Linked DNA regions of Homo sapiens: region 1 is linked to region 2. A link is a loop called in an ENCODE intact Hi-C map of the cell type or tissue named here. Cell type or tissue: CD14-positive monocyte. All regions are shown on one strand. Each heading gives the region's core, and the rest is flanking DNA. Links, peaks and the distances in the headings are about the cores only. Region 1 overlaps FMNL2 (formin like 2). Region 2 overlaps FMNL2 (formin like 2).

Evidence for each region. A loop is a pair of places that touch in the nucleus more often than their neighbours do. Peaks named below come from ENCODE experiments on the same cell type or tissue, not always from the same donor. Only the 100,000 strongest peaks of a DNase experiment are listed, where the experiment ranks them.
Region 1: a loop joins it to region 2, with 8 times the contacts of the local background. A loop is called at or near these places in 1 of 110 quality-filtered maps.

Annotation. Positions count from the first base shown.
Region 1 is chr2:152,592,271-152,597,656 of GRCh38, forward strand. The region is part of intron 9 of FMNL2 (formin like 2); the gene reads left to right. Among named protein-coding and RNA genes, the nearest start is that of PRPF40A, 120 kb to the right of the region's middle. In CD14-positive monocyte, for the core only: CTCF peaks have their summits at 2,288 and 2,489; a DNase peak (open chromatin) is centred at 2,231; H3K27ac peaks cover 1,196 bases.
Region 2 is chr2:152,514,772-152,520,157 of GRCh38, forward strand. All of the region lies in intron 1 of FMNL2 (formin like 2), which reads left to right. Among named protein-coding and RNA genes, the nearest start is that of FMNL2, 180 kb to the left of the region's middle. In CD14-positive monocyte, for the core only: no CTCF peak of the experiment used is centred there; no DNase peak of the experiment used is centred there.

The DNA.
Region 1 (5,386 bases), core at 300-5,299, 78 kb after region 2:
TTTTATACCTAATTGTAATTTAAACCAAAATGTTAGGTGTTATTGACAATGAATGTGTGTATTGAGCTTGACTCTCTATGTGAGTCAAGTTCAAATTTCATTTGAAATTTAAACTCTTGTAAAACATAAGCACATTTTTTATTGATGTGGGGGTCTCTCGTCAATAAGGGCTTTGTTTGTTGGTTTCTTTTAAACCAGCAATTCTCTTCAGAAAGAAAGCATGAGCAGAGTTCAGAATCAATTCCATTTTCTTCTTTATTGTCAACATTAGTGTATTTATGTCATGTACATAAAAAGGCATATACATATGCAGAAATAGTAAGGCTACTATTAGTTAATTTTCTATTTAATAAAAAATTTGTTTGTTTATTGTTTCCTTAGTGCTGGCAGACTAGTATATATTATTTTGTTAATTCTTAGATGCACCATCTGAGGTAGGAACATAGAGGGAGAGCTCAGAGCAAATGGGCCTACTGACGTCTCTAGTAAATGGCAACTCTGGGATTTTTACACAGATCCATTTAACTCAGAGTTCATATACAGCCTTACATAACATGTCTCACATTCCAGGCACTTTCCACACATGTTCGTATATTGTCCTCAATTTTCCACCGAAAAGCAAACCTAATGGGAATGGTTAGAGATTGGATAGATTATTGGGGTGTTTAAAATTACTGGTAAAATTCAGAACAGACCATACTGTTTGTACAGGGCCCAGTGGGAGAAGTGGGTAGGTCCTGAGCAGGGTGATCAGGAAGGGAAGAGACCTGATTTGATGGAGAGAATTCTGGGAGCAGAGAGATTGGCATGAAATCTGTCTCAAAGGCAGCATAAGTCAGAATATATTTGTTCTTTAACCAGGAAAAATATCTGACCAGGGTCCATGTTACAGAACAAAACATGGCAAGAGGCAGGCATGAATGAGGTTCTGAGGAAACAGTGGTGGAGAGACTGGAAACCTGTGATTAAAACAAACAAACAAACAAACAAACACCTCAACTAGAAGATAGATACAAATAGAAGGGAAAAAAGAGAAAGGGAAGAAATTCACAGTTACATAATACTTTACAGTTTAGAAAATGCTATATATATATATTGCATTTGATTCTGTGGAAATCTGCAAAAAGCCTTTTATGTAATTTGGATAAAACTTTAGGAGTATTGTGTAGCTCTGCAGAAAATACAGTAGAGGGGAGAGATGCTGGAGTCTGGAAGACAGGTGGTTCAGTTGTCAAATGACTCAGCCTTGGACCCAGTTTGTGGCCATGGCAATGAATATGAAGCCAAAAAATGAAAGAAAAGGCAATAAGAGATAGGGTGATCCACCGAATATGAGAATGGACACGAGGAGAATAAGAATCTGTTCAAATAATATACACTTAATGAAGAGGAAAGTAGCCCAACTATAGTCAACAAATACAATCTGGGGATTTCTTTTTTCAGGCAAAGAAAATAAAACTTTTTTTTTAATTTATTTTTTTAGTGGGGGTGTAATGCCCGAGGTCAGATTCTTAGCTGTGCAATGAAGGTAATGAATGAGAGAACAAGTTTAAACAGAGGTGACTAGGGAGAGAGAGAGAGAGAGAGAGAGTGTGTGTGTGTGTGTGTGTGTGTGTGTGTGTGTGTGTGTGTGAGAGAGAGAGAGAGAGAGAGAGAGCGAGAGAGAGCCAAATGGGGATTGTAACTAAGTAACTAAGGAGGAAAACTCCCCCACAGGGACCCCAGTCCAGAAGGAAAAGAGTGAAGAGACAAGGTTAGAATGGGCTAGAAGGATGCTCAGAAGAGACCAGCACAGTACAAAGGGGAAGGTGGTCAAGAGGATGAGAGGATTCCTGGTGGGTCTGGTATATTGTGATGTAAGTTTTTGCTTTAGGTGAGAAGTTAGTCAAGTGGTTTTTATATATCTTCCAAGTCTACAATTTTATGATTCTATATAAAACTTTGTGTACACATGCCTATGTATGTAACATGTATTGTGTGTACCTATTCAAATAGTTCCCTCTAAGAAAGATTAAGTGCTTCTTTGACTGCAGATATGAAAACAAGGTACCTAGATAATAAAATGATAGGTGCTTTCATTTTTCAAACAAGAACAAAAACTGACATGTTTGAGGCCAGTTGGCAGGAGAGCAACAATCCTAAAAGAGATCACTATGACTGCAGACAGTATTGTGACTTCCGGCCTAAGTTCCCTTTTATGACTACTTGGAAGGTGGCTGCGTCAATCCCTTGGCTCAAGTTTCATTTCAAAAATCTGCCATGTGTCTAAGGACGTCGCTGTTTCCCTAGACTGAGAGTGAGCTGGCTGTGCTGGCCATGCTGTTAGTACCACCGCACGAGGTACTGTTGAGGACTTGTCTGTGGAAGAAGCATCCCTGGCTTGTGTAGCTTTTGAAAGATGGAGCTTTTGAGTCTTGATTTAAGCTTTTAGTTTCCCAGCTCCCCTGTCCTACCCCAAACTGTTCTGCCCACTGCAGCTCAACAGCCATTCTTTATTCCTTTCAACACAGTGGTATATGTGGCTACTGCCCAGCTCTTTAATTCTATGTATCAGTCTGCCAAGAATATATAGTCAGACTCGGTTTTCATTCACAATTGACTGAAACACACTCACTAGAAGAAAATAGCCCAGTGGTTCCTACTTATGGTCCAACAGTCACTGTCAGTCACCCTTCATCTTGCAGTTGAGCTCTCTGACAAGATGTTCCCCGCAAACTCTGCGTCACAGGGGAGTGGAAATGGCCAGTCATGGTAACATGAGCTTTAGGCTCTGTGTTGTTTTGGCAGTTTGGTTTTGGCAGTGGAAAATAAGGGCTCCTTCCCTGCCAATAACTGTACTAGCAACACATGTGATATCCCAGATTTACTGGTTCACCACCAAGAACAACACTGAATTTTTCATTTCATTTTCAACTATTTTCCAGGAATAGATGTAAAATTAGTAAATGGTGCTTTCTATGTGGAACGTGTCAAGAACATGTTTAGCACATTGGTAAAAGATAATGATCTTTTTGTTCCTTGTGTATTTGTTCATGATTGATTGATTGATTTGATTGTTGTTGCTTTTGAGGCAGAGTCTTGCTCTTGTCACCTAGGCTGGAGTGCAGTGGCGCAATCTCGGCTCACTGCAACCTCCACCTCCCGAGTTCAGGCAGTTCTCATGCCTCAGGCTCCTGAGTAGTTGGGACTACAGACACGCCACCACGCCCAGCTAATTTTTGTATTTTTAGTAGAGACGGGGTTTTGCCATGTTGGCCAGGCTGGTCTCGAACTCCTGACCTCAAGTGATCTGCCTGCCTTGGCCTCCCAAAGTGCTAAGATTACAGGCATGAGCCACCATGCCCGGCCCATGATTGTTTGATATTATGGTGTCAGGCGTCCCAGACAAATTTGTTTACTTGGGTGGATTCATTCAGTATGAATTTCTGAACTTTGAGGAATGTGTGTTCTATATATTTTTTTTCCCATGCGGAGGAGATCTCTTTCTGTCCCTTTCCCATATTCTTGCTTGAAATCTAACATTCACCTGGCTTTGGGAAAAGAACATCTTCTAGCCTTATAATGAGTCTAATGTGACAGAGTGGGTACATCCCAGAGATAATCAGAGAACAGTTAGGGGCTGTTTCCATCCAACCTGATAAGTACCAGGGATTGTACCTGGCCTTATTAAACAGAAGAATTGCAAGGAAGTCTTTTTTTTTTTTTTTTTTTAGACCAAGTCTCACTCTGCTGCCCAATCTGGAGTGCAGTGGCACCATCTCGGCTCACTGCAACCTCCTCCTCTCAGGTTTAAGCGATTCTCCCGCCTCTGCCTCCAGAACGGCTGGGATTATAGGCATGTGCCACAACGCCTGGGTGATTTTTTTTTTTTTAGTAGAGATGGGGTTTTGCCATATTGGCCAGGCTGGTCTTGAACTCCTGACCTCAAGTGATCCGCCCACCTCGGCCTCCCGCAGTGCTGAAATTACAGGCATGAGCCACTGAGCCCGGCTGTCTTTTTTTTCTACCTTGGAAAATGGTGGAGGGCTCCTTTCTATATGAAGACACTATTGGTCTCTGTGTGATGTGGCTTCATTTTTATGCAGAGATGGTACATTTAGTAGTTCTTTGTATGGTATGGTTGATTCCCAAACAATCTTGCAAGGAATTTTACTATTAGTTATCCATTTATTTGCTTCTTTAGATTTTAGGTTTAAGAATCCATCATCTTTGTAGAAATAGAGGCTATTCTGTAATCCAGTAGTTTCCAACTTTTGGCCCCTGGAGCCCTTTTTATGCTCTTAAAAATCACTGAGGTCCCTAAAGAGCTTTTGTTTATGCAAGTTATATGTTGATATTTTCCATATTAGAAATTACAACAAAATTTCAGGCCAGGCATGGTGGCTCACGTTTGTAATCTCAGCACTTAGGGAGATTGACTCGTAGAAGATAGCTGCATTCTTAGATCTGCTTCTGCGTTTAGTCACTTCTGCTGTTGTTTTTGTTGAAGTAGATGAAGAAAATTTAGCCTCACACAGATATGTAGATGAAATAGAATTATGTCAACAGCATTTTCAGATAATAGTGGGCATTCTTCTTTGATACTATACAAACACTAGACAAGTAGTAATTTCTTAAAGGTTAGTCACAAAGTAGAATCCGAAATCGTATCGATGAACTTTTTCCATACTGTTGCATTAAAATCTATTTGCCTATATTGCACCTTGAATGAATTTATAAATTTGTAACAACATTCAGTGATCATTGGGAAAATAATGGTACACTGAGTTATCTAGATCTTCTAATAATTGGCACATTTCCTAATATACTATTTTAACAAATCACATGCATTATTTTTACCTCCAATCTCATTAGAAAATTCTTTAAATACTGGGAAGCAGTCAGACTCCTCGTGGTGGGTACAGTTTTCATGTGTTTGCTTAATTTTTATCATTGATAACAAATATTGTCAGCTGTTATCTTTAAATTAAAAGGTGCACTTTGTTCATTTTCAAGAAAATACCTGCCAAGTGCATAAGTCTGAATTTGTCAGTCATGCTTTCAAGTAAGAACAAAGAGTGGCTAGTTCATCTTGCAACTGAAATAATCACAGAAATGCTTTTTCCTCAAGACAACCATACTTCAATATGCGGCAGAAATGCTTTATGCAGACTCCCCATTTCATCATCTAGAGTATCATAAAGATGTGTATCTAGGGGTTGAGATGTATAAAATTAATACCTTTTACTGCTTCATCAATGATATTCTTAAGTGAAACTGGCTTTTTAAAACTGAGAATGCGTGGCTGTGGTGAATACAGGGATTACTGGTATAATTTGGTGCACTGCCTTGATGCATGCTATGGCACTGGCAGTATTCACTCATTGTTCCTTTTGTGCCACCAGTG
Region 2 (5,386 bases), core at 77-5,076:
CAAAATATCTTATTGTTCTCCACGAACCTATTTTGGGGCCATGGTTGAACTCAGGGAACTGAAATAGCGAAATAACAGAAAGCAAAATCATAGATGTGGGTGAGGCTACTGTACATACATTATCGAATTTAATTTTGCCCAAACTCTATGATGCAGGTAGTAACATTACCACCATCCTCATCACCCTCATGATGCTTATCACTACCATGGTGATCATTTCCATGTCACAAGTGAGGAAGCTGAGATTTAGTATAAATAACTTAGCTGAGATGACACTCTAAATGAGTGGTAGTCATGATTGCAGCCCAGGTGGCCCATCTCCAAAGCCCACACATTAGAAACCATATTGTGTCATTTAATGCCATTCTTTACCATCCTCCCCACACATCCAGGCTCAATGCATAGTATTTTCTACTTTCCGTAGCAAAAAGTAATGGCTCCTTCTCTGAGGTTCTGTCGGATTATTTGACATGCTCCGTTTTATATTTGTGTATTCATCTTCTTTCCTTCTGCTTCATTGATGCCTTGTCAAAGCCTGAGTTTACCATGTATTTGTATCCTCACCTTGATTTGTTATTTGGCAGAGTTTATTAAGTATATATTGATTTGACACTGTACCTTGCTATCTGTATTCAGCCCAGTCAGTTTTTTGGCTCCAGTTTATATTTTTCAACATCTTAAAATACTTCAATTAAAATGCCAGTATCTTATATGAAAATATTAATATCATGCATTTCCACCTTCACTTTTCGTGCTAATGACTGTGTCTGGTTATTTAAGTGGAATTGTGAGATTGCTTAGTTCAAATAAGTCATATTTTAGAAACATTGTAGTTTAAATGTCATGGAAGGGGGATGATCATACAGACCTCTATTCTGAGTCCTGGCTTTGCCACCTACCTCATGCATGGAGGAATTACTTAACCTCCTTGTCCTCCGATTTCCTTCTCTGTTAAATAGAAAAGATAATAACTACTTGTCAGGATTATAAGACAGACTAAATTGGATAATGCATGCAAAGAGCCTAAGTGCCTGAGACATACCAGTCCGTCAATAAATGGTACATCTTGTTGTTTTTGACCCTTGATTTCGATTCTTCAGTTTTGAATTACATTTACTGGCTTTTTCGACTGTGGGGTGTTTACTAATTTCATTTGCTTTAGGATTCAAATAGTGTGGTTTAAGATCACCCGTAATTAGTAGAGTCAGGATTAGAATCTAGCTAGTCTAATTCCAGAGCCCAACTAGCAAAAACTAATAAATGAGTAAATCCTTGCTTGCACCGTCTCATTAGAATTCATTGTGCTACCCAGCCATCCAGTTGAAATCCATCCCATTTCCTTTTTTGTAGCGACAAGTAATGGCTCCGGGGAAGGGAACATGGGGAGTTGTTGTTTGATGGGTACAGAGTTTGTTTTGCAAAATGGAAAAGTTCTAGAGATCCGTTGCACAATAATATTAATATAGTTATAAACACTACTTAAAGTATAAACTTAAAAATGGTTATGAGGTAAATTTTATATTATGTTTTCTACCATAACTGAAAAATTTTTTAAAGTAATGACTCCTTCTTTTGAGTTCCTGTAAACCTCTGTATCTCTATTATTTAAGAGCTCTAAAAGATTGTCTAAGCCATTTCTTTTGTGACATGATTTTCCCTGCTTCCATAAGAAGCACTACTTGCAAAGTCCATGTTTTTTCTCTCTAAGCAAGTGGTTATATAGTAGAAGAGTTCCTGTTATAAAATCTGGTGACTGAATGCTTGTGAGTTTTAATTTAGAGATTACAAGGACAAAGATATATTACATAAGGTGTATTTCATACTGTTCAATTTCCCTCCTGTGTGTCTCCATATCACTGTGGGTTTCTAAGTATGAGCCTTGAGAATATTTGGGTAAAAGAAGGATTTTACAAGTTTGCATTAATACCATGAAACCAGGTCAGGAGCTGATATCAGAAAACTCTGTTTTGCTACCACATAGGTCTATTTGGTTGTGAATGATTTGGGCACCATCATTCTGTTCTGTGTTGTGTATGATAATCTGTGGGTATAACTTGAGATGTATAGGCTACCATAGATTCTTCTTCACCATAATTACTTTCTTTATAAAGTACTCAGGAATTTTGGGATATTCTATTTTTCTTTATTTTCTAGTTATAATTTCTATTTTCAAAAGGTTCTGAGATGGAAAACACATTTAAAAGCAAATTAAGATTGTACAATTATGGATAAAAACCAAAGTAGAGACCATACATGTAACTACCACTTGGAATAGATACCAATCTGAATTAACTGGCACTGAAACAAAGTTCAGATTCATGGTTTCATGGTTTATTGTATGTGGCAGAAGACGCTCATTTTTCTTTTCAGGAAAATATTGCTAGAATTGAAGATTTTTTTCCCCCGTGAGTTTTTTTTGGAAAATAATAAGCAACAGATATTATCATGGAATGATGTTTTACAAGAAACTGAAATACTGTTCAGTGTGTAGACATTGTTAATAGCTATAATATAAATCCTAATTCATTAAGGATATTTGCAGGCTGGGCAGTATGGCTGATTTTGTTTGCTCTTCAGTATTCAACAACCTGCTTAATGCCTACCGTTTGCCATACTGTGCCATACGTTGATGGTTAAGAAGAACATCAAAAATTGTTCTTGAAGCACTCAGTCCAGTGGGAAATTTAGGTAAGCATACAGATTGTTAGGGTACAGTGTACTAGGTGTTATATTAGAGACATGTAAACAGTGCTGTTAGAGCCCAATGAGAGGGTATGTCTTCCTGGAGTAGTGGGGGGAAGGTTCTAATGATAAATGACATTTGAATTGATTCTTACAGTTTGCCAGGTTGAGAGTGGAAAGAAAGGAACAATTTTACAGAAATAATACTCTTGGATGATCTAATTTATTTTAGCTAGGAACTTGTACAATCTAGAAAAACAATAATTAACATCCACTGAACTTTTCAATTCAAATATCATATGTCTTCCATCGACCTTTGGCGATACTTGCAGGCAGTTACTTGGTGATTAAGTTGTCTCAGATGCCTACAGTGCGGACATTCTGGTATATGGTTAAAGCCCAGGAAATATGTTGGATGGAACAATGGATGAAAAGAATGAAAGGAGAGCCCTATGTCACAGATGTCACTAAGAGTGGGTGAGGTAGAGTTGTCACCGTGTTAGGAAGACTCGGAAATTGATTGATATTTTCAGCCAAATAGATGAGCAGTCCATTTTTATAAAGGCAGCAAAGGGACCTGGAGATAGAGCCAATATTTTCCTCACACAGTAACTTGGACTCATGAATTACCTGCTCAAACATTTAGCTTGGACTCCAGAGTCTTGCCCTGAACAGCACAAGAGGAATGAGTTCACTCGAAAGAAGTTTAAAGGCAGTTATTACCAGCTAATCACAACATCCCTGAACTTTAACCAGACCTCTGTAGAGTGTCTGATTTTAAATAGAACTGCTTCCTCATGGTCCTTATGGAATTATTAAGCTGTACAATGTATGTCTGAGTAGCTCAGAGGCTTGGCTCATGGAAGGGGTTATTTTAGATGCTTGGTGAATGATTACCCAGTGGAGCTTTAGTTTGGATGTATTGATGTTGCACTGCTACTTCTGACAATAACTAATCATGCTCAAAAAGACTTCTTAAGTCTCTTCTTGTTCAGAGATTCAGACCTTTCTTTTGACCTCCAGAATCATGTATCTACCTGCCCACTTGAGTGCTCTCTTGGTTATCTCATAGCTATCTCAGGCCTAAACAGGGTCATTTATAAATCTTATTCTTCACCAACTCCTCCAGATTTATTTTGCCTTTTGTTACGTGCCCCTCTTATTAACTGTACCCCATTCACTTAGTGACTCAAGCTGGAAACAAGGTACAAATCCTCCCCAGCCCTTAAGTCTAACCAGTCAGTTTCACTTAATATTTCTGACATTTGTCCACCTTTCTTCATTCAACGTGCCATCGACCCCATCTAAGCTGCCATCATTCACTTGAACTGCTTAGTCCTGGCCTCCTACTGGCTCTCTGCTTTTGCTGTTTCTAATCTGTTCTCCTCATAGCACCTATTGTTATCTTTGAAAAACAACGTCATTATGTTATTTATCTGCTTAAAAGCCTTCAATGGCTTCCCGTGGCACTTCAGATAAAATATATTGACCCTGGTCTGCATGTCTAGGCATGATATGGCTTTGACTCACATTTCCAACTTCATCTTTTTCTCATTCCTTCTCTTTTACTTTCTCTCTGGCTGTTCTGACTTTTTTCAGCTCCTTAAATGTGGAAAGCTAATTCCTGCCTTTGAGGCTTCCCTTGTTCACTGTGCCCAGTGTGCTTTCGTCCGCCCTCTGCCTGGCCAATCCTTCTCATTTATTGGGACTCATTTGTTACTTTTTCCTGAGAGGTTTTTCCAGACTGTCTAATCTAAGACTACCCTCTGATAACCTTTCTCAAGCCTTACCAGAGTTTAAAAAGCTTTGTTTGTTTCATATGTGTCTCCCCACCATAACACAGTGCTCTCTGGGCATCGCGTCTGTTTGGATTCCCACCGTGCCACCCAGCATGTTGCACAGGGCTTGTACAGGGGCAGTGCTCCATAAACATTTGTTGAACGAAAGACTCTTTAATCAAAATAAGAGTTAGTCTGGAAGGGGCATCTTGCCTTTCTCTTTGCAGAAAACGACAGAGCCTGTGTGTAATTCCTGTGGCGATGTTTGCCAAGTGCTTCCACGGGAATGTCTAGTAGAGTACTAATAGAAGGTCATAAGCTATTGCCGTTTTGCTCTCCTGCAAAAAAAGCTTGGTGGCATATTCAGAATTTATCCTTGGGAGCCTAACAGACTAAGTTTAGGTCCTGTCTTTGTTCCTGTAAAGCTGTGCAACCTTGAGCAAGTTAACCAAATTCTCCCGGGTCTATTTCCCTATGTTAAATGGAGAAGATTATGTCTATCCCACATGCTTATTATGAGTATTAACTGAGATTACATATGCAAAGTGTTGAATGGAGTACTTGGCACCTTGTAGGAGTTCAGGCATTCTTTTTCTTATTCCCTTTATATCTCGAGATTAGTGAGGACTCAAGAGGAAAAGAACTCATTTAATTTATAATCTTATTGTTCTTACTTAATGCATAATTATAGCTGGGGTGCTAACATGAAGGTCAACACCAGTTTAAGAGGAAAACCTCCTTCTCTGGAGTGCAAATAAGCAATGATGGACTGACCATTTACCAGTAAATAACATTAGACTTCCTCAGAAAGATACACATGAAATTCTCCTTTGCCTTATCCCAGGAGTTTTTTTTTAACATTGTCAAATTGTAATAACTAATAATTACAAATAGACTTTTTCCATTGTAGTTCAAGTAGATATTCC